Regions from separate parts of the Homo sapiens genome. Here all the other regions are linked to region 6. The links are chromatin contacts, found by Hi-C or POLR2A ChIA-PET in ENCODE. All regions are on one chromosome and are shown on one strand. The core of a region is the stretch at or near the end of the contact, and the rest is flanking DNA. Distances in the headings are between cores, read along the strand shown. Region 1 holds the start of LINC01556 (long intergenic non-protein coding RNA 1556). Region 2 holds the start of HCG15 (HLA complex group 15). Region 3 holds the start of LINC01623 (long intergenic non-protein coding RNA 1623). Region 4 holds the start of H2AC6 (H2A clustered histone 6). Region 5 holds the start of HCG14 (HLA complex group 14). Region 6 has its middle 3.8 kb from the start of TRV-AAC1-5. Region 7 has its middle 2.9 kb from the start of TRA-CGC1-1.

What was found. Hi-C counts contacts between places; a loop is a spot of excess contacts on that map. ChIA-PET counts read pairs that join two places held with the same protein, here RNA polymerase II (POLR2A). Pooled maps may share reads with other maps.
Region 1: a map of CD8-positive, alpha-beta T cell shows a loop between it and region 6 (5-fold over the local background). The contact joins the promoter of LINC01556 here to the enhancer-like site in region 6. A Hi-C loop is called at or near these places in 2 of 168 maps with a recorded cell type or tissue (CD8-positive, alpha-beta T cell and naive thymus-derived CD4-positive, alpha-beta T cell), 2 of 37 single-sample maps with no recorded cell type and 16 of 50 pooled maps.
Region 2: a map of CD8-positive, alpha-beta T cell shows a loop between it and region 6 (5-fold over the local background). The contact joins the promoter of HCG15 here to the enhancer-like site in region 6. A Hi-C loop is called at or near these places in 4 of 168 maps with a recorded cell type or tissue (B cell, CD8-positive, alpha-beta T cell, ascending aorta and 1 more) and 18 of 50 pooled maps. POLR2A ChIA-PET finds 5 or more read pairs at or near these places in 1 of 52 experiments (A673).
Region 3: a map of CD4-positive, alpha-beta memory T cell shows a loop between it and region 6 (3-fold over the local background). The contact joins the promoter of LINC01623 here to the enhancer-like site in region 6. A Hi-C loop is called at or near these places in 2 of 168 maps with a recorded cell type or tissue (CD4-positive, alpha-beta memory T cell and naive thymus-derived CD4-positive, alpha-beta T cell) and 13 of 50 pooled maps.
Region 4: a pooled map shows a loop between it and region 6 (6-fold over the local background). The contact joins the promoter of H2AC6 here to the enhancer-like site in region 6. A Hi-C loop is called at or near these places in 12 of 50 pooled maps. POLR2A ChIA-PET finds 5 or more read pairs at or near these places in 2 of 52 experiments (CD4-positive, alpha-beta T cell and naive thymus-derived CD4-positive, alpha-beta T cell).
Region 5: a loop to region 6 is called in a pooled map, with 3 times the contacts of the local background. The contact joins the promoter of HCG14 here to the enhancer-like site in region 6. A Hi-C loop is called at or near these places in 1 of 168 maps with a recorded cell type or tissue (naive thymus-derived CD4-positive, alpha-beta T cell), 2 of 37 single-sample maps with no recorded cell type and 13 of 50 pooled maps. POLR2A ChIA-PET finds 5 or more read pairs at or near these places in 2 of 52 experiments (CD4-positive, alpha-beta T cell and naive thymus-derived CD8-positive, alpha-beta T cell).
Region 7: a map of CD14-positive monocyte shows a loop between it and region 6 (3-fold over the local background). The contact joins two enhancer-like sites. A Hi-C loop is called at or near these places in 1 of 168 maps with a recorded cell type or tissue (CD14-positive monocyte), 3 of 37 single-sample maps with no recorded cell type and 13 of 50 pooled maps. POLR2A ChIA-PET finds 5 or more read pairs at or near these places in 1 of 52 experiments (naive thymus-derived CD4-positive, alpha-beta T cell).

What each region holds. Positions count from the first base shown.
Region 1 is chr6:28,942,384-28,945,148 of GRCh38, forward strand. LINC01556 (long intergenic non-protein coding RNA 1556) reads left to right here and starts at 1,401. Exons shown (of 1, transcript NR_103538.1): 1 at 1,401-2,155. It overlaps TRL-AAG2-2 (tRNA-Leu (anticodon AAG) 2-2), which reads right to left and starts at 1,320; the gene lies at 1,239-1,320. TRM-CAT3-1 (tRNA-Met (anticodon CAT) 3-1) reads left to right here and starts at 2,192; the gene lies at 2,192-2,264.
Region 2 is chr6:28,983,387-28,986,129 of GRCh38, forward strand. HCG15 (HLA complex group 15) reads left to right here and starts at 1,363. Exons shown (of 3, transcript NR_135289.2): 1 at 1,363-1,598.
Region 3 is chr6:28,862,106-28,864,946 of GRCh38, forward strand. LINC01623 (long intergenic non-protein coding RNA 1623) reads right to left here and starts at 1,572. Exons shown (of 2, transcript NR_033379.1): 1 at 1,179-1,572. TRA-AGC2-2 (tRNA-Ala (anticodon AGC) 2-2) reads right to left here and starts at 1,651; the gene lies at 1,580-1,651.
Region 4 is chr6:26,122,679-26,125,524 of GRCh38, forward strand. H2AC6 (H2A clustered histone 6) reads left to right here and starts at 1,494. Exons shown (of 1, transcript NM_003512.4): 1 at 1,494-2,012. The coding sequence starts at 1,555. The coding sequence ends at 1,947. It overlaps H2BC4 (H2B clustered histone 4), which reads right to left and starts at 1,248. Exons shown (of 1, transcript NM_003526.3): 1 at 789-1,248. The coding sequence starts at 1,226. The coding sequence ends at 846. RefSeq lists enhancers at 40-725, 173-1,372, 421-1,160, 1,404-2,603, 1,411-2,096 and 4 more and a silencer at 1,032-1,397.
Region 5 is chr6:28,895,202-28,897,901 of GRCh38, forward strand. It overlaps HCG14 (HLA complex group 14), which reads left to right and starts at 1,329. Exons shown (of 2, transcript NR_104117.1): 1 at 1,329-1,529; 2 at 1,910-2,119. TRL-CAA1-1 (tRNA-Leu (anticodon CAA) 1-1) reads right to left here and starts at 1,127; the gene lies at 1,022-1,127. RefSeq lists enhancers at 1-370, 1,006-1,641 and a silencer at 432-595.
Region 6 is chr6:27,755,856-27,758,638 of GRCh38, forward strand. No RefSeq gene overlaps it. Among named protein-coding and RNA genes, the nearest start is that of TRV-AAC1-5, 3.8 kb to the left of the region's middle. Within about 2 kb of position 1,521, at least 5 of the 41 ENCODE cell types and tissues checked have a DNase peak (open chromatin) inside an H3K27ac peak, as active enhancers do; they include CD8-positive, alpha-beta T cell, where a contact is called at or near this core.
Region 7 is chr6:26,549,206-26,551,984 of GRCh38, forward strand. No RefSeq gene overlaps it. Among named protein-coding and RNA genes, the nearest start is that of TRA-CGC1-1, 2.9 kb to the right of the region's middle. RefSeq lists enhancers at 1-885, 1,145-1,679, 1,664-1,713. Within about 2 kb of position 1,411, at least 11 of the 41 ENCODE cell types and tissues checked have a DNase peak (open chromatin) inside an H3K27ac peak, as active enhancers do.

The sequences.
Region 1 (2,765 bases), core at 151-2,650, 1.2 Mb after region 6:
TCCTCCTCCTCCTATCTTCTTTTGCCTTTCCAGGTCCCAGCTCCCAGGTGGACATCTTAGCGTCCAGATGACCCAACATATAGGTGTCCTTTAGTATGGATGACCAAACTAGGATGTTATAGTGCTGGATGTAGTAATTCATTTTTTCAAATCTTAACTTTATTAAGATAACATGGTTATTTATCTAGTAATTGTGAGAACAACATATAACAAATAGACCACATATATACGTAGCGTGTCTGGAAGAAATACTCAGATATAAATTACTACTTTAGTCAATCTTAATATTAATTATTTGTCAACTATGCTTAATGTGCCTCTCTAGTCTCTCAAGACTAAATTGCTAAGGAACCCTGGAATCATTTGCTGGCATTCATCCTTTCAAGCAAGGTGCCTGTTACAAAATATCTGCTCAATTAGTATGTATTGGATACATCTTTTGGAAGGTGAGGAAGGAAGCAGTGAAATTAGAAGACTTCTGCCTAGGCGACTGTAAAGTGCTCCTAAGCATCTACCCACCTCCCTGCACACAAAAACTCTCCATTCTATCTCCTCGAGTCTCCTAGCCTTAAAAGATGGTCTAAACTACCCCAGATCCAGGTAAATAACGGATCAAGTCCTTCTTCCCTAAAACAGGTGTTATTCTTTCTATTCTATGAGCCTCCACCTTATTTCTTAAAAAAAAAAAAGAAAAAAATGTTTACTGTTTAAGAAGATAACAGAATCTCAAAAGCTAACTCTTCAACTGTGTTCAACTAAGGACCTTAAACTGCTCTCTGAGGATAGGTGAAGCGGGAAAGGCTCTAGGTGTCTGGTGACTGTTTCTTTTGTTGGTTCGTTTGTTTTTTCAGCCTTAGCACATTTATCCCTTGGAGAAGACAATGGAAAATAGGGCAGATGAGCGTGCGTGGCTTATTTATTCTTGAGTCTGGAGTTAAGAAGGTTGTACTTTTTCCTTAGGATTGCCCTTGGTTGGTTCACAAATTTCGCAAAGTGAATGAAAACACATGAAGGCCACTGAAGGGAATAACTAGGGGACGAGATGTCTGAGCCCCTAAATCGAGAAACATTTGGGCACCGTTTGTGGGACTGTACATATGGGTGTTATCTGTGGCCCCTAGGAAAACAGAAGAGGAACCTGTCTCACTTAGGAAGCTGTGAGAACTGCCCACACAAGGCTTGAAAATGGAACTTTACTGGGTCAGAATGACGAGGGGGAAAAAAAAAATACCTCACACTGGCAGCGGTGGGATTCGAACCCACGCCCCCGAAGAGACTGGAGCCTTAATCCAGCGCCTTAGACCGCTCGGCCACGCTACCACCCACAGGGTGCGTCGCCGCTTTCAGTTTCACCCAAGTGACTGTCGCCCCTTTCCAGTCCTTTCATTCCCATTCCCACATCACCATAAGCCCTTCCCTCAGGCCCCTTCTTCAGCATTCCTTGCTTCTCAGCATAGCCCGAGAACCCCCGATCCCTGACACTTTGCTTCTTCTCAGCTCCCAGATGGATCCTGGACAGGATGCTGCAGGTGGTGCAGGAGGGGAATCCTGCCCCATTTATCATCAACACAGTAAAAAGGGGTCGAAGAGACCGAGAGCGCCAGAGGACGCCATGGGCTCCACATCCACTTGGATTCCAGGGAGTAAGCCTCTCGACTTCAGGAGTAAGCAAGGCCAACCGTTTGGTTTGAGCCTGTTGCTTCTAAGAAAAGCGAGGAAAAATCCTGAGACCTCCTCCCCTCGCCCTTCATCCACTTCAGGGGACCGAGTGTCTCCACGGAACTTCACAAGGGAGGAAAAGAGTGAACTCATTATTATTTGTCTTGTCTTCGTTTCAGAGGCGGTACATCTACGAAAGCCCTAATCATAGAGGGAAAGACTCCTCGTTCCTGGCCCAGAAATGAGATGAGAAATCCAGGGCCCCGTACAGGAAGGCCTTTCGCAAAGTCCAGACTCAATTGCCTTCGCAGCCCTTAAAGTTTCCTTAGGAAGGTCTGTGGGAGAACGAGGTTGGTTTAGGAATTGGCCCCTGCCTTGTACTACGTAGTTTTGTCATCCAAAGTGTTTTAGAAGTGAATTGAATCATAGTTACGCCTTATTTTGAAACACTGTAATTCAGAGAACGTAAAACCTTATTAAAATGCCTCATAATCATCTTGGTAGAGCCGTTGGTTAAGCGGGAGAGACAGTTGCCTCCTTAGCGCAGTAGGCAGCGCGTCAGTCTCATAATCTGAAGGTCCTGAGTTCGAACCTCAGAGGGGGCAAGGCGTCTGTTTTGCCATTTTACTTCTTCTTGATCCAAAATGAGTAAGACAACAAAGGAAGTTGACAAAACGTTGTTCTTTCTCTGCTTTCTCTATAGAAAAGTGTACAATATGTCTGGTAAGGGAAAAAAAAATCTAAGGACATTGCTTTGATGGAACAGAACGGGTAATTGCTGTTTAATAGAACCATGTTCAGTTACAAAACAGTGATTTTCACTAAGAATTAAATTCTCCAAAATTCTCATCTCCCCTCCCGCCCTGCATACCAATTGGAGATAGAGCTGGTAGCATTTTCAAATGTTTTTCAGATATGCTTGGCAATTGTCTTTGTTTTAACAACACCAGAGTCAAGAAACTTGCCAGTTTTAGAGTGCTGAGATAAGAAAAAGTGGGTGGAGGGTTGTACTAGGGGTGTGGAAGGTATAGAATCTAATTATCAATTACTGACTTGGTTATCTTTTACCATTCTTCTGGAATGGCTTACCACCAGGTTGCCACCAA
Region 2 (2,743 bases), core at 113-2,612, 1.2 Mb after region 6:
CTCGGCCTCCCGAGTAGCTGGGATTAAAGGCACGTGCCACCACTCCAGGTTAATTTTTGTATTTTTAGTAGAGACGCGGTTTCACCATGTTGGCCAGGCTGGTCTCGAACTCCTGATCTCAAGAGACCCACCCGCCTCAGCCTCCCGAAGTGCTGGGATTACAGGCGTGAGCCACCGCTTCCAGCCAGGATGTGATGTTGTTATGATCCAGTTAAATGAAGCAGGACTTTTTCTAATTAATTGCACTTTCTCTTCTCTTCCCTGGCTCCATATATTCACAGTTTCCAAAACTTCCTTGAGATGGGACACTCTTTTGTCATCTTGTCAGTTCTGTCCTTGAATTAATAAACTTTGACACATACATAAGATCAATTTGACTAAGAAATCTTATTTTGACATAGACATAAAAGTAATATGGTTTGTAAAATTCCTGTATATACGGAAGCCTTTTAATCTAATGTTTCATAGGAATTCAACCCTCTAGGCCTGCTGGTGATCAGTTCTTGAAAAGCACCCTCTTTTCGTGATATCACACGTTGTCTCCTCTATGTGCAGCAAGAATCTCTTGCTTCATTAGTTTTTATGCCTCTGCTTTCAGAAAACAGTCTGGTTGGGACCCCTGTGAAAGGAACTGTCTGGCTTAACTTATCTTGATTAATGCCTCTTTTTTTCTTTTCTTTTCTTTTCTTTCATTTTCCACATAAAGCTAATTGGATTAGAGAAAAAGAACTCTTCTTCGAATGCTACCAGTTTCTTTCCTTCTCATCTGAGCTATTATTCATTGTCCATAGGAAAAAAAATTCCCTAATTTTGGCACGGTAGGTTCTGTTTATTCACCAGACTTGCTACCGTTTACTCGTCAGCTCAGAGAGAACGTCGAAAAAATATAACAAAACCAAAATATGCATCAAGACAAGAGGAGGAAAGAGAATGTGAAAGACTACTAAAAAAAAAAAAAAAAAAAAAAAAAGTCAACAGCTAGGGTCAAGGAATCAATCTGCAAATATTCAGAGCCAGTAGGCTTGTACTACACTAGTCACTATGGAAAATGAAAAATGACCAAGACAGAAATCTCACCTCTTAACACCCCCCAAATCCCAATTTTCTCAACTGTAAAATGGGAATAAAAGTATTACAGTATTTACTATATAAAGTTGCGATGAGTCAATAACATAATACACAAAAGCAGTCAGCCAATTATCCAAATCCGTGTTATTAATATTATCATCATCATCATTCTTCTCACCGTACTTGGGGAATGAAGGAGACAGATACTGTGAGTAAGTTTTCCTTTTTTTTTTTTTTTTTTTTTTTTTTAGACAGAGTCTCGCTCTGTCGCCCAGGCTGGAGTGGAGTGGCGCCATCTCGGCTCACTGCAAGCTCTGCATCCTGGGTTCACGCCATTCTCCTGTTTCAGCCTCCAGGTAGCTGGGCCTACCGGCGCCCGCCACCACGCCCGGCTAATTTTTTGTATTTTTAGTAGAGACGGGGTTTCACCGTGTTAGCCAGGATGGTCTCGATCTCCTGACCTGGTGATCCGCCCGCCTCGGCCTCCCAAAGTGCTGAGATTACAGGCGTGAGCTACCGCGCCCCGCCAAGTGAGTAAATTTTCTATTGGGCACAGAGTTACCTGCTAAAATGAAGTGTGGAAAAATACAATGGGGTGTGTGTATGTGAGAGAGAGAGGGAGATTTGGAGGTGGGGTGGGGAAGACCCTATTTGAAGTGGGCTTTGAAGAATGAACAAGATTTTTATTAGGGAACAAAATGGAAACCAGCATTCCAGGACAAGCGTCTCAGGAGAAGCAAAAGCGCAGAGTTGTGAAAGCTCTTAGATTTTCAGAACTTTGAATTCTGAACTATATATAAACCTGGAAAATCTCGGTTAACTATGGGATGGCATCAAGATTTCAATTTCAAGCTTTCTGGTCATGCACAGTAAAGCTGGAATTAGAGTCTCTTACGTATGGCAGTTGTTGACAAGTCCGTACAGGTACCTAAGTGCTTCCCAGAAAATTCCTCAAGTTGGTAGGTCCTGGGGGAATCAGTTTAGTTCTAAAGAGAGGACTCATCAGAGATCTGTTCAACTTCCAGGAATCTGTGAGGATAGCTCCAAATCTCACTCTCATGCCCAGCCTATCAAACAAAGCAAACCGGTTGGACTGAAGCTGTGGGATCGGGACTGAAATAGAACCAGCGAGAAAGGCAGTCCTCCTCGATTCCTAGAGAGAACACATTCAGCCAGCAGTTGGATAGAGGATACTAGCAAGTCCCTCGCCAGGGCGGGGGAGCAGAGACACATTCCTGTCCCGTTTACATTCTTCCTCTGGCGGAGGCGGGAGGGTCGCTTGAAGCCTCGGATTTCGAGATCAGCCAGGACAAAAAAGCGAGACCCCCGTTTCTACCAAAAAGGGGGGGGGGTGGGCGGGGGGAAGAGAGAGAGAGAGAGAAAGGAAAAGAAAGAGAAAGAAAAGAAAGAAAAACTAGGCGCGGTCACGTGTACGTGTAGTTCCAGCTGCTCGGAGGTTGAGGCGGGAGGATCTCTTGAGCCCAGAAGTTCGAGGCCGCAATGAGCTCTGATCGTGGCAGAGCGAGGCCCTGGCTCAAATACATACATACTTTGTTCTGACTTTGTGTGCCCTTACTCTTTCCTCAGGTGCACGCTTGGGCTCGTTACTGCTCAGAATTTTAGAATCACAGATCCAGCAGTGATCAGGCAGCTGCAGCTGTCAGGGACCACCACC
Region 3 (2,841 bases), core at 322-2,821, 1.1 Mb after region 6:
GATTCTTCCTCTGACAGAGAAAGGCAGTTTCTTAACAGATAGAAAACACGTGAAACTGGTGGTCGGTCACTTCCCAATAAGATCTCAGGAGTGGGGAGAAATAACACAAGATTTAGGAACTATGCCAACGTTTACGACCCCAGGTCTAGAGGTCAAGCCGTGCACTTGGTCTCTCAAGTCGCCTGCTTGGCCCTCTTCCAAGTGTACTTTCCTTCATTAGTGCTCTAAATATTTTCAATAATTTTTCACCCCTGCTCTAAGACTTGCCTCGGTCTCTCCTTCGGCATTATGCTCCTCAATCGAATTCTTTCCTTCTCCTGAGGAGGCAAGAATTAATGTTGCTGCAGACTCCTTACAGATAACTGCCACCGCTAATATGTTGAGATGTTCACACATGCATGTGTGAGGCCCTTCAAAATGTGAGCTGCGGTTAGAATTGGGAAGAGAAGGGAGTGGGGATATGTATCTTTGTTTTCTGATTGCCTTCCATATCTTTTAAAACTAGCTAAGTGCTGCTTCAAGTCAGCCAGATACGAAGGCTTCAATTTATTTAACACAATAAAGAACTTCTATTTGGATCCAAAGCTTACATTATGCTTTAATAAAAGTTACCCTAATAAAGTCAGAAACAATAACAATGAGTCAAAGAAATGCATACAAAGTAGGCCAGGCGTGGTGGCTCACGCCTGGAATCCCGGCACTTTAGGAGGCAGAGGCGGGTGGATCGTGGATCACTTGAGTTCAGGAGTTCGAGACCAGCCTGGCCAACATGGTGAAACCCCCGTTTCCACTAAAAAAAAAAAAATTAGCCGGGCATGGTGGTGCATCATGCCTGTAATTCCAGCTACTCGGGAGGCTAAGGCAGGAGAATCACTTGCATCTGGGAGGCACAGCTTGCACGTGAACCGAGATGGTGCCATTGCACTCTGCACTCCAGCCTGGGAGACAGAGTGAGACTCTTGTCTCCAAAAAAAAAAAAAAAAAAAGCCTACAAAAAGCTTACAAAGTCTAAAATCGGACGAACAAGAGGACACCTGATGGGGGAAAAGAAAAGAGATTGCGATGGGAAGAGAGTGGTGGGGAAATCCGTGGGACAGTTTTCCTATTTTCTGGGTCTGTCCCTTGACCAAGGAACAGCTCAAAAAAGAAAGGATCTAAAATAAATTGTAAAAAATTACCTGTGGTTTCGCATTTGTTTTCTGTCTTTTTCTTTCTTGCTTGATCTTCGATAATACTGGGAAATGTAACCAATGTGATTGGGCTTGTTAATTTGGTGCCTTGCTTGTTTTTCGGGTTTTGGAATTCTGCCAGTCTGTGCTTCCGCGGCCTCTTTCATTTTGTCTTTCATCTCTTGACACAGCCACCCAGGGTGGTGTCAAAGCCTTAGAGCAGAAATGCATCAATATTGAAAGCAAAACGGAGCTTGTTTTCCTTGGTTTCCATGTGAATTTGAAGAATTGAGAGAGAATGAAAGTGCCACAAAAACAAAAGAAAAAAAATTGAGGCGAGTCGTGGACATGATAGACATGATTTTGCAAACAAGGCACATCTAGGAGAAAAGGCGGGAGAAAAATGAAGCTGGAGGTGCCGGGGATTGAACCCGGGGCCTCGTGCATGCTAAGCACGCGCTCTACCACTGAGCTACACCCCCCAACGCTCAACGTGGGCCAAAATATTTCTATGACCTGTTACTATTATCGGTCGTGCCAAGAAGCATATTTTGTCGAACTTAATTTTGAATTCGCTATACTGGATATTGTTTCCTGACTGCGCTGAGAGAAGGAAAACTGAATGTTATATCGAAAGTCCCGTGCTGGGCCTGGGATCTCCCGCTGCAGGTCACCCTCTCGGACGGCCGCTCGACAACCACCTATCGGGGTTTATAAGGGAGCCGTCCTGCCTGGCCGCCCCCCAGAGAAAGGTCTGTGATGGGGTGATTCTGCTTGGAAAGGTTGCCAGGAAACCGCGAGCATAACGCAGAAAGATAAAACGAAAGCCCTAAACGCCGCCGTGGGAATTTAAGTCCAAGGGGCAGAGAAAACAGGAGGGGAATTGCAGATCGGCTTGTCCCGGTCGTAGTTACTGCCCCTGCAGGTTCCCGCGCCCAGCCTCGGGATGGAGAACCTGGCACGCTACGTTTCGCGGGCTCTGAGACTCGGGTGGTGAGAGTCGCCGAGATGCGCACTGGGAAGAGAAAAGAGCCAGGACGCACCTGCATTTATGGCGCCATCGCCCGGGCGGAATCCTCCACGGAATAAAAAGTATGCAGAAGCAAGGCGATTTATGACTGCATAAACCCTCCGTGCTCCTGGAGAGTTCTTAGACCTCTCCACTCCTTGGCACAACTGACCTCTCCACTCTTCGACAAACTGGCAAGCGCTTGCCGCCGTTCGCCAAACCTTGGTACGACAGTCAATCCAGAAATGAGCTTCTGGAACAAATCCTAAATCCTTTTTTGTCTGTCTTCTTCTGATTCGCTCTCATCCTTAAGGGACCTGTTTCTCCTTCAAAACCTGAAAACATCTAACCTATAGTACCAACCCCAGATCCAGGCCTGGCCTTCCTGACCAGTCAAAGCCAGTTGGACTGTGCGCCTAGAAGTGGACAGACATGCGAAATGCCATACTGTATACGTACAATGCATAGGCCAAAGGCGACCCTATGACCCAGAGATTAGAAAGACTCGGACGTCTTTTGACTGGGTTCAGGTCACACTACTCCCAAAATACGACACCTCGGCATTTGAGAAAACAGCAGAAGCAGAAACGTTTTTCTCTGGGCCCTTGTTCCGTGAAGCGGGCCATGAAAGCTACCTGATCTTCCAATTAAAGTAGGTGATAA
Region 4 (2,846 bases), core at 244-2,743, 1.6 Mb before region 6:
CTTCTCCTAAAGCAACTTTCAAACTTGTCTGCATGTTACAAGCCCCCTACGGAGATTTTAAGTTTCAATCAGGCAACACACCATTTATGGCTGACTGAGCACTGGGATTCAAGCAAAATTTGATTTGATTTGAATCTTGAATAAACCAGTTGAATAGAATAAGATGTATGAAGCAACATCTGGCGCAGTGCTTACATCTTTAGTTCTGTACTGCCTTAGTGTTGTTATCAAAACTGACGCATATTAGGTTAAAAGACTATTACCGGGGCAGTTGGAAACCCAGGAGACACACCCTTCAGTATACTACGAAGGTGTGCGCCACGAAAACAGAGGGGGAGTCCTTCCTTAGGCAGTTACTGCCCAGGTTCCCACTCCGGTCCGCTATGTAAATCAGAGTCTCAAAACAGCTTTCCCTCGATTGGTTAATATTTAAAATGACAGGACAGCCTATTGGCTAGAAGCTGGTGGCGAAATTATGACATTACGGCAACCGTTGATCCTGGCGACGTAGACAGGGACAGACAGCTGGGTCTGAAACCTAAGCGAGCCTGCGGTTTCTTCCGGGAACGCCGAGTTAGCAAAATGGCCGCTTGTCTCCATTTTAAATTTAAGCACAACGAATTGACCCCAAAGCCATTTTTAATGGCTGGCTTCTTTCGGGTTCAGGACCCTTTGTCCCTCTCTAAGCTGCAACACTTGTCCCCACCCCTCTCCAGTTCCTATATTCTAATACCCCTCCGCCGCCAAATAAAATTTGGCGTCTGGCCACAGCTCTTTTAGTGGGTATCTGGGTGGCTCTTAAAAGAGCCTTTGGGGTTAGGTGTTAAGACGCTTACTTGGAATGTTTACTTGGAGCTGGTGTACTTGGTGACGGCCTTGGTGCCCTCCGACACGGCGTGCTTGGCCAGCTCTCCGGGAAGCAGCAGGCGCACGGCCGTCTGGATCTCCCTGGAGGTGATGGTCGAGCGCTTGTTGTAATGCGCCAGGCGGGAAGCCTCGCCCGCGATGCGCTCAAATATGTCGTTAACGAAAGAATTCATGATGCCCATGGCCTTGGAAGAGATGCCAGTGTCGGGATGGACCTGTTTCAGCACCTTGTACACGTACACAGAGTAACTCTCCTTGCGGCTGCGCTTGCGCTTCTTGCCATCTTTCTTCTGCGCTTTGGTCACTGCCTTCTTGGAGCCCTTCTTCGGGGCGGGAGCAGACTTGGCTGGCTCAGGCATCTTAAAACACCAGAAATGTGTCGAAAGTAAAGAGCGGATTTCTGCTACTTATAGGGCTTTTATGCTAATGAGGGATGGAGAGTACCTCTTAGTTAATTGGAAGACAAACTGCACAGTTGTCATCCGTGGGCAGAGCTATGCAAATGAGGTATGAAAGTACAGCTTTTCTATTGGCTATCTGACTAGCATTTGCTACCGACCAATCAAAAAGTCGGATTTACTCCCCAGGAACTACCTATAAAAGCGGCCATGTTTTACATATTTCTTGATTTTGTTTGTTTTCTCGTGAGCTTAGGCCGCTGGTTTTGGTGATTTTTGTCTGATTGCAATGTCTGGACGTGGTAAGCAAGGAGGCAAAGCTCGCGCCAAAGCGAAATCCCGCTCTTCTCGCGCTGGTCTCCAGTTCCCGGTGGGCCGAGTGCACCGCCTGCTCCGTAAAGGCAACTACGCAGAGCGGGTTGGGGCAGGCGCGCCGGTGTACCTGGCGGCGGTGTTAGAGTACCTGACCGCCGAGATCCTGGAGCTGGCCGGCAACGCGGCTCGCGACAACAAGAAGACTCGCATCATCCCGCGCCACTTGCAGCTGGCCATCCGCAACGACGAGGAGCTCAACAAACTGCTAGGCCGGGTGACCATTGCTCAGGGCGGCGTCCTTCCTAACATCCAGGCCGTGCTTCTGCCTAAGAAGACCGAGAGTCACCACAAGGCCAAGGGCAAGTGATTTGACAGGTATCTGAGCTCCCGGAAACGCTATCAAACCCAAAGGCTCTTTTCAGAGCCCCCCTACCGTTTCAAAGGAAGAGCTAACCTCACTGCTTGTAGGTAGAAGGAAAAAAGGCACTAAGGTAAGTTAATTTTATGCCAACCTTGAGCAAAGCGTATTACTGCTTTTCGGTTTTTGGGGAGCGCTGTTACTAAAGGTTGGTCTGTTTGTATGTAATAGTAGGTCAGTTACGTACTATCATACTCTAAAGAAATATTCTAGTTAATGCTTTGTAAGATCGACCATAGTTAGTGCCTAACAGTTTACATGCAGGGATGCCTCGTGATCTAAACACTTCGTTGTGATTACTTTAAAAATGTAAATTGAAGGCAAAACTCTAACGTGTTGGTAACCTTGTTTGGTCCTCCGACTAGTCCCCCGTCTATTTTTTTCTCAATTTAGGCTGTAGGCAGCCTCACTTTCCTAATTCTGTGAGAGTTATAGGTCCCATTCCTGCTAAAGTGCAGAGTATATTACCTAAAAGTTAACCAGGGAGTTGAAAGGTGTCTGTAAAACAGACTAATGTCCCTAATGTAGAACGGTGCCTGACATGCAACTTACTCTTGTATTTTAAGAAGCTCAAGCGTCTAGGTTGCCATTACAGGCAGAAAAGGAAATAGAGTGGGGCCTGTGGCCACTCAAAAACCTTTGCTTTCTGCTCACCCCTCTAATCCTACCACTTTGGGAGGCCGAGGGGGCTGATCACCTGAGGTCACGACTTCGACACTAACCTGGCCAACATGGTGAAACACCTCTCTACTAAATAAAAATAATAAATAAAAAAATAAGTTGGGCGTGGTGGCACATACCTTGTAATCCCAGCTACTCTTGAAGCTGACGCAGGAGAGTCGCTTGAG
Region 5 (2,700 bases), core at 79-2,578, 1.1 Mb after region 6:
ATATATATATGCGAATGCAGAGAAAAAAGAAATGTAAAAAATACAATAAATTTTTCACGGTGATTACATTTGCGAGAGGAACGTACAGCTTTCATATTTCATTCAATGGTTAAAATGGTACTCAATTTTGACTGACAAAACGGTAATGATCAGATGCCAAAACGAGTGTGAATGTGCATAATTTACGAAAGACATTTTTGAGAACTGGTTACATGAGTTTTGAAAATAGGAGAGCAGAGGACCTGTGTAAGATTTTTAAAGAGACTGCACTGTCACGAGCCACAGCGTTGTGAGATTGGTAGGAAAGTGCTCCAGGAAATATCTAGGGGAGGGCTTGGATCTGAGACACAGAGTGTGAGCCTGGTCGAGAAGCGGGAAAAGAACCCGCCCAGAGCCCCTTCTCTCCATTCCCTCGGCGAGGCAGGAAGCTATCTGCGTTCCGAATCCCGCGACATCAGGATTATCTCGCACTGCAGCACAGAGACCAATCGCTAGTAACCTCTGCCTTTAATTAGGCGTTTTTTGGCCCAAATCTCGCGGCTTCGTAAAAATATCGCGATGCTTCCGCTTTTAATGTTTTTAGTTTGGACAAGCCCTTTGAGATAAATTTAAAAGCCAATTCTTTTTTTTTTTTTTTTTTTTTGAGACGGAGTGTCGCTCTGTCCCCAGGCTGGAGTGCAGTGGCGCGATCTTGGCTCACTGCACGCTCCGCCTCCCGGGTTCACGCCATTCTCCTGCCTCATTCCCGAGTAGCTGGGACTACAGGCGCCCGCCACCACGCCCAGCTATTTTTTTTGTATTTTTAGTAGAGACGAGGTTTCACCGTGTTAGCCAGAATGGTCTCGATCTCCTGACCTCGTGATCCACCCGTCTCGGCCTCCCAAAGTGCTAGGATTACAGGCGTGAGCCACCGCGCCCGGTACCTAAAAGCCGATTCTTAAAAATATACGTTGGTAATTGTTTATGCCTACTGCTGAGATCAGGATATCTCTAAAGTAAGGAGAGGAAAAAGAAAAGTATGTGTCAGAAGTGGGATTCGAACCCACGCCTCCATTGGAGACCAGAATCCCCACCGCGGAGGAAGCTTAGCTTGAGTCTGGCGCCTTAGACCACTCGGCCATCCTGACACACTGCATAACAGCCCTGATTTTTGCACTAAAATAGAGATCAACAAGCAATGATTCTGTGTCGTGCACGCACGCAGAAACGCGATGACGTCAGGGTTGCTTGGTAACAGAAGGGCAGAAAGCCACTTGTGGATTGAAAAAGCAAAAGGGTTCGCAGGACTAGAAAATGTTTCTGCATAAAACTGGATCAAGTCTCTTACGGGCCTTATAACTGTTATCGCCATCTCGAAAAACGTGTGCGGGTTTTTTTTTTTTTTTTTTTTGCTCCCAGCCTGCCCAGATTTCAGGAAGGAAAGAAGATCTTTTGCTTCTTCGGTCGCTGGGTCGGCTCTCCAGTGTCTGATGTTTACTGAAATCTTGATCGTGGTTAGCCTCCCCCAGGACTTCATTGTTTGGAAGATGGTGAGGAACAAAACAAAACCCTAACAAAAGACCCCGGTTCTATAGGAAGGTCCCCTTTTAGCCCCTCTATTTTGGTTCCATTTGTCACTGCCTTGCCACTCGTCGAAGTTTGTCTTGGGCTCTAAAAGTGGTAGCCGGGAACGGCTGGGAAGGTCTCCACAGGGACCACCACATGGGCAAGGCTGGTGTCCGCGCCGAGGGATCGGCGATCCCAGGTCCGGGGAAACTCCGCGAGCGACGCGCTCGCCCGCGGCCTTCCTTGTCGCTCTCGGATGTTCCCGATTAATGGGCTCCAAGTGACCACTGCCAGGTCGGGGAACACAGCGGTAGTTTTTAAGGGGAGTGCACCACATCGCCTGATCCACTTTTCTGTTTCTCAGCCTTCGCCAAGCAATCTGAGCTCCAGGCCGGGAAGCCCCAAGGTCACAAATTTTAATGGAGCCCTGAAACTAAACAGAAATCATCCCTCCCACTAGAACAAGAGCCCCTAGAGGCCAGCGACACCGCTAAAATAACATGTGTAGACCAATGCCGTCCAGGTAACAGTGCCTGGCAAACACGGTAGAGGTTCAATAAATACATTTTAACTCAACCGTCTTAACTCTTGTATTTGGGGCTGTGAGGTTCAGATAGAGGAAATATAAAGTTGGATATTTTAATTAGATTTTGTCCTAATAGCTTACTTTTTGTATTTGTTAATATAAAAAAAATTTCCTTTTTGTAAGGCAAAGTTAGGTCTCTTTTCTGCATGGAGAAATAACTGAGTTTCAGTAGGCTCTATCTTAATTTCCACAGACTTCCTTGGTTTCATATCCTATTTTTGATAGAGAGAAAATTAGTAGTGAGAAGTACAGTGAACACTGGTTCCCCAGTCTCCCTCCAATACATGAGATTTGTATATTTTCTTTCGATTGGAAGGAAATTGTCCAGGAAGTGATTCCCAACATGGCAACTGTAATCTTACCCTAACTATAATTATTTTTTTCTAATTGCAAAGTACACACAAATTGTAGAACATACAAACATGTCAAAAATTAAAATCATCCATAATCTCACTAGTCAGAGGTAACTATTAACATTTTTATATATTTAGTCTTTCATATGGTATACATTTTCCAAAAATGGTCATGTGTAGTAAATAATTTGCTAACTTGCTTTCTAAATGAATATA
Region 6 (2,783 bases), core at 271-2,770:
GAGCTACAAACAATGTGCCAGACAATTGTGACCCTATGTTGTCACTAGGAGTACCAGAGGCATGCAGGACAAGATTACACAATCCTAACTCTCAAGGAGAAGAAAGAGGAACATGAGCAGCCAATATGCCATAAGCAAAAAGTGGAGCAACAGACGTACAGATTGCGAAGCATTTGGATGGTAGTATAGAGAGGAGGCATCTTCTTAGTCCTTATGAACTGGCAGGGCAGATCTGGCAGGGATCTTTGGAGCCAAAATATCTGAGTACAATTCCTTCCTCTGCCACTTTCTCATCATATGTAGGGTTTCAGGCAAGCTATTTGGCTTCTTCATGACTCTGTCTGTGCTGGTAAAATGGATATGGATACAGTGTGTACCTCATAGAATTATCATAAACTCAATTAAGAAAAACTCCCTGAAGTGTTTCAGACAGTGCTCAACTTACAGAAGTAGTTACTGCTTTTATTTTTAGTATTACTTTTAGCCTTGTCAAGCCTCCTGAGTCAAGATCTATCCCTGTCATTTCGGGTTTACATTTGAGCAAGTTAAGGCTTGAACAATGTGCTGAGGTTATGCTAGCTAGGAAAGGACACCACCAGGTGTGTTTGTCTCCAGAACTGGTGTTCTTGACCACCATGCTATACTAGGTAGTTTTATAAACCCCTGTTTATGACAAAAAAAGATTATAGAGAATATTATGGACCTCCTTATTTCCATGATCCTACTTCAACAATTAGTCTCTCCTCCCTCTGCCAAGCCCCCATGATAATTTAAAGCAAATTTAGACATTTTCATCTAGCAACAGCTTTTTGTGGCATTTTCATAGCATATGCTTCCATTTAACTTTGTAGTTAATGAGGAAATTTGTTGAGCTGTTCTCCCCTGGGCGGGAGAGATGCCATGCAGGGAGTCCTAAGCTTCCCATTGTCCCTCAGATCAGTAAAGAAGACCAGCCCTAAGCTGCTGACCACAGGTTCATGGGACTCTTCTGAGGGAATGTGAGGCCCAGAACTTACGCTAGTGATTCTCCAGGTGGACTATTCCTAAGATTCCTTGCCATACCCCCTTCTAGTGCAGAGGGTCTCTGGTATGGCCCACAAGTCTTAATTTTTAGAAGCTTCCAGGTGATTCAGAAGCTGAGGACCTTTGGGAAGATTTTGACAATCCTTTCATTAATGACAAATTTGTTTCATCTTAAAAAACAAAACTTCATCCTTGTATGTGTGGAGGAGGACACTATAGTGAAATTAAAGAAAAAAAAAGTCAAATTATCTGCTCCCTCCATCTACCTGAGGTTTTCTTGCTTGGCATTTGCAAAGAAATTGGGCGCATGGGTGAATACTTTGATTGCTATAAAGAGTAGAGTTTGGCCGTTGATTTTAGTACACTAAAAGTGCAAGGGCAAGAAACATACCAGCACCTTGACAGTTTCTGGGAAGAAACTTAACGGCACCTTCTGGACCCAATCTGCGTGGCGCAGTGGCCTAAAGAGGCGACCGAACCTGCATCCCTAGCTCCGCCTTCCCGGTCCCTGCACACCCCGGCAGCTTCCGCGCGATTCTTCCCGCCCCCGACACCCGCCGCCACACAAAGGCGCTGCGTCCTGGCGGCCAGCGGGGGCTTAGTCTAGGCCCGGCAGGGTTTTCTGGAAGACCAGAGGGCCACCAGGTCACCGAGGTGGGAAGTGAAGAGAGGTTCGACGCTGCCTCAGGCCTGGGCCTGGCCGGTGGGAGACACAGCAAGGACTCTGGGAGCCTGCAGAGCAGAGGCCGCCGCGGGGCCGGGCCCCCGTCTCCTCCTCAGGTCCAAGACCAGAGGGTCTGCAGGGCCCCAGAGCAGCTGGCCGCGCTCCGCTTCCCACCGCGCTCTCTGCTGGAACTCATGTGGTTGTTTATCCTTATTTTGCTAAATTTCTTTATTTGCTGTAACAGTTTGTGTGTGTGTGTGTTTGAGTGTGTGTGTGTAATTTTCAGGGTTTTCTATATATAAAAATCATGTCACGGCCAGGCTTGGTGGCTCACACCTGTAATCCCAGCACTTTGGGAGGCCAAGGTAGGAGGATCGCCTGAGCCCAGGAGTTCGAGACCAGCCTGGGCAACACGGGCAACATAGCGAGACCCTAGTCTCTAAAATTTTTTTTATTAGCCGGGCATGGTGGCAGGCGCCTGTGGTCCCAGTTACTCCGGAGGATGAGGCAGGGTAATCGCTTGAACCAGGGAAGTCGAGGCTTCAGTGAGGCATAATTGCTCTGCTGCATCCCAGCCTGGGTGACAAAGAGAGATCCCATCTCTCTCTCAAAAAAAAGTCATGTTATCTGTGAACATAGATAATTTTACTTTTTCCTTGCCAATACTGTGCTGAATAACATGGTGAAAGTGGGCACCCATTATTCCTGATTGTAGGAGAAAAATTTTCAGTCTTTCGCTGTTGAGAATGATATTAGTTGTATGTTTTTCATAATTGGGCATTATCAAGTTGAGGAAGTTTCCTTCTATTCCTGGTTTACATTGTGTGTGTGTGTGTGTTTTGTTTGTTTGTTTTGACAGAGTCTTGCTCTGTCACCCAAGCTGGAGTGCAGTGGCCGCGATCTCGGCTCACTACAGCTTAGACCTCCAGGGCTCAAGCAATCCTTCGACTTCAGCCTGCCAAGTAGCTAGGACCATAGGCGTACAGCACCACATTTAGAAGTCCCTGAGAAAATTATCTTGGAGGAAAACTCGCAAGTCCGACTATTGGTTTTCCAAGGAAGCCAGTCTCGCCTGTGAGGAGGGATCCTGCTCGCC
Region 7 (2,779 bases), core at 161-2,660, 1.2 Mb before region 6:
AAAAATTAAGATGAATAACCAAATTATATCAGGTTTCTGACTATAATAAAAGAGAATTATTAAGTGTTGTTGCCAAACTGTGTGCCCAGTGATTTACATGAAAAATTTTATTTCGAAAACCCTATGAGCTGAGTAGTATTGTTCTCATTTAACTTTACATTTAGACAAACATAAATTTAGACATATATCAGCCTGGGTGATCTAGAGGTTTTTTTGTTTGCTTGTTTGTTTTTTTGAGACGGAGTTTCACTCTTGTCGCCCAGGCTGGAGTGCATTAGCGCGATCTCAGCTCACTGCAACCTCCGCCTCCCGGGTTCAAGTGATTCTCTTGTCTCACCCTGCCGAGTGGCTGGAATTACAGGCGCCTGCCACCATGTCTGGCTAATCTTTTGTATTTGTTTTAGTCGAGACAGGGTTTCACCATTTTTGCCAGGCTGGTCTCGAACTCCTGACCTCGTGATCCACCCGCCTCGGCCTCCCAAAGTGCTGGGATTACAGGCGTGAGCCACCACGCCCGGCCTAGAGTTTTTAATAACCAAATTTCTGACCCTCACATCTGAGGCACTGAGCATGGAAGAGTTGGAAAGAAGAGGGAGGGAAACTTATTTTTCTGTATCTGTTCTTGCACCACTACCTTCTTTTCTCAATAGTTGTTGTGTTACAGAAAAAGGGTCCCGATCCAGACCCCAAGGGAGGGTTCTTGGCTCTCCCGCAAGAAAGAATTCAGGGCGAGTCCGCAGTGCAAAGTAAAAGCAGGTTTATTAAGAAAGTTAAGTAGTGAAAGTACAGCTACTCCATAGACAGAGTAGGGTGTTCCTGAAACGCGGAGGAAAGTGTCCACCCTAGATACATACCTGTAAGTATGGGGAGATGTGCTCTGCTACAAGGGTCTGTGATAAAGGATTAATTTTCTTATTATATTTTGTAAGAATCGATATTATTATCTTTAAAGCAAAATTTGGAATGCCTTTGTTCTCCAGATATGGGGACATCTAGACACTCCCAAGTCTGGGTCTGTTTAGTAAACATTATTAATTTGTTCCCTTAACCATAAACATCTAGAGGCTAGGAATGCCTGACTTTCTGGGAATGCAGCCCAGCAAAAGTCCCGGCCTCGTTTTCCTAGCCCTCACTCAAAATGGAGTCGCTCTGGTTCGAATGCCTCTCACAGAAATCCCGCTAAAATGTACCTCCCTCGGTTGCGGTGAGCCGTGATCGTGCCACTGCACTCCAGCCTGGGAGATAGAGTGAGAACTCCGTCTCAAAAAAAAAAAAAAAAAATACCTCCTTCTTCTCTCAAAACTCTCCAATGGCTTCCACCCTGGGTCATCAACATGGCCTGGAAGAGCCGTACTCTGGATACCCGAGGGCGCGGCCCCAGCGCCGCGACGCCCCGCCCCTCTGGCTGCTCCGCTCTGGGATGCACTTCCGACGCCCTCTAGGCTTGGGAGTTCCGCGCCTCTCGGTGTCGCCTGGGGGGCGTGCTCCGGTTGGCGCACTGATTCCCAGTTGGGTAGGGGAGGCTTGACTGAGCTCCCACCCGGAATTTCACCTTAGACCTTTAAAGACCTTGCTCCGGCCTCCCGCGCCAGCGCTAACACCTAGTCCTCTTTAGTGGAGTTCCGGCGGAAGGGGATGGCGGGCACCCGACGGTGGTCTCCTCCCAGATGGCGAATTTCCGCGGCTTCTTCATCTTTTAGCTCCCAGGGAGCCCTCTGGCCCCAGCATGAAGCCCATGGAGCCCTTTTCAAAATTGTATTTTTAAAAGCTTTTAAAAAATACACAGGATTTTAAAGAAAGCCAATTGTACTACAAAACAGTTTTCAAACGATTAAAATAATTTCATAGAGTAATGTGTGCTTCTCATTAATGCATTAAATATTAAACATCAAGACCCGTCTTATGACTGCTGTAATTTTCAAACAGTTGTCTTGGGTATTTGTAACAACTGTATTGTGATACAAAAATATGTGATTTTTCTTTTCTTTTTTTTTAGACAGAGTCTCCCTCTGTCGCCTAGGCTGGAGTGCAGTGGCGTGGTCTCTGCTCACTGCAAGCTCCGCCTCCCGGGTTCACGCCATTCTCCTGCCTCAGCCTCCCGAGTAGCTGGGACTACAGGTGCCCGCCACCAATTTTGTTTTTGTATTTTTAGTAGAGACGGGGTTTCACCGTATTAGCCAGGATGGTCTTGATCTCCTGACCTGGTGATCCGCCCGCCTCGGCCTCCCAAAGTGCTGGAATTACAGGCATGAGCCACCACCCCCGGCCAAAAATATGTGATTTTTCTTGATGACAGAGTCGTAGTTACTTCTCTTTCAATTGTGGTTTGTTACCTGTATTAGTAAGTGAAAGATATGTTAAATTTCAGTTAGAATAGACTAGAATCAGAAATAATCAGAATGCAGTGTGTGTGTTAAGAGTAAGGAATAGTTCATGCAACTTTTGTTTCTGTTACATATGTATGACTGAATTACGATGTAAACTAAACTAAATTGTAGGTCACCACCAAAAAAATGAAAGCTACTGCCACTAGGCCCAAGTTCTGGGTGAAGAACCACGTCTGTTTACCTGGGCAACCCCATGGATCAGGAAAGCAGGGGATCAGAAAGGAGCACGCTAATAGAGAAAAGAGGGAGCCTGTGCATTTTTGTTGCTTTTCAAGAAAGAGTTTAACCTTTAACAACTTGTAGCCATTGTTATTGCAACTTTTACTCCTATTGCAGATGAAAAGCTTTGTGCGCTGTGGCTCCCTTTCCAAAAGGCCCATCTATTTTCTAAA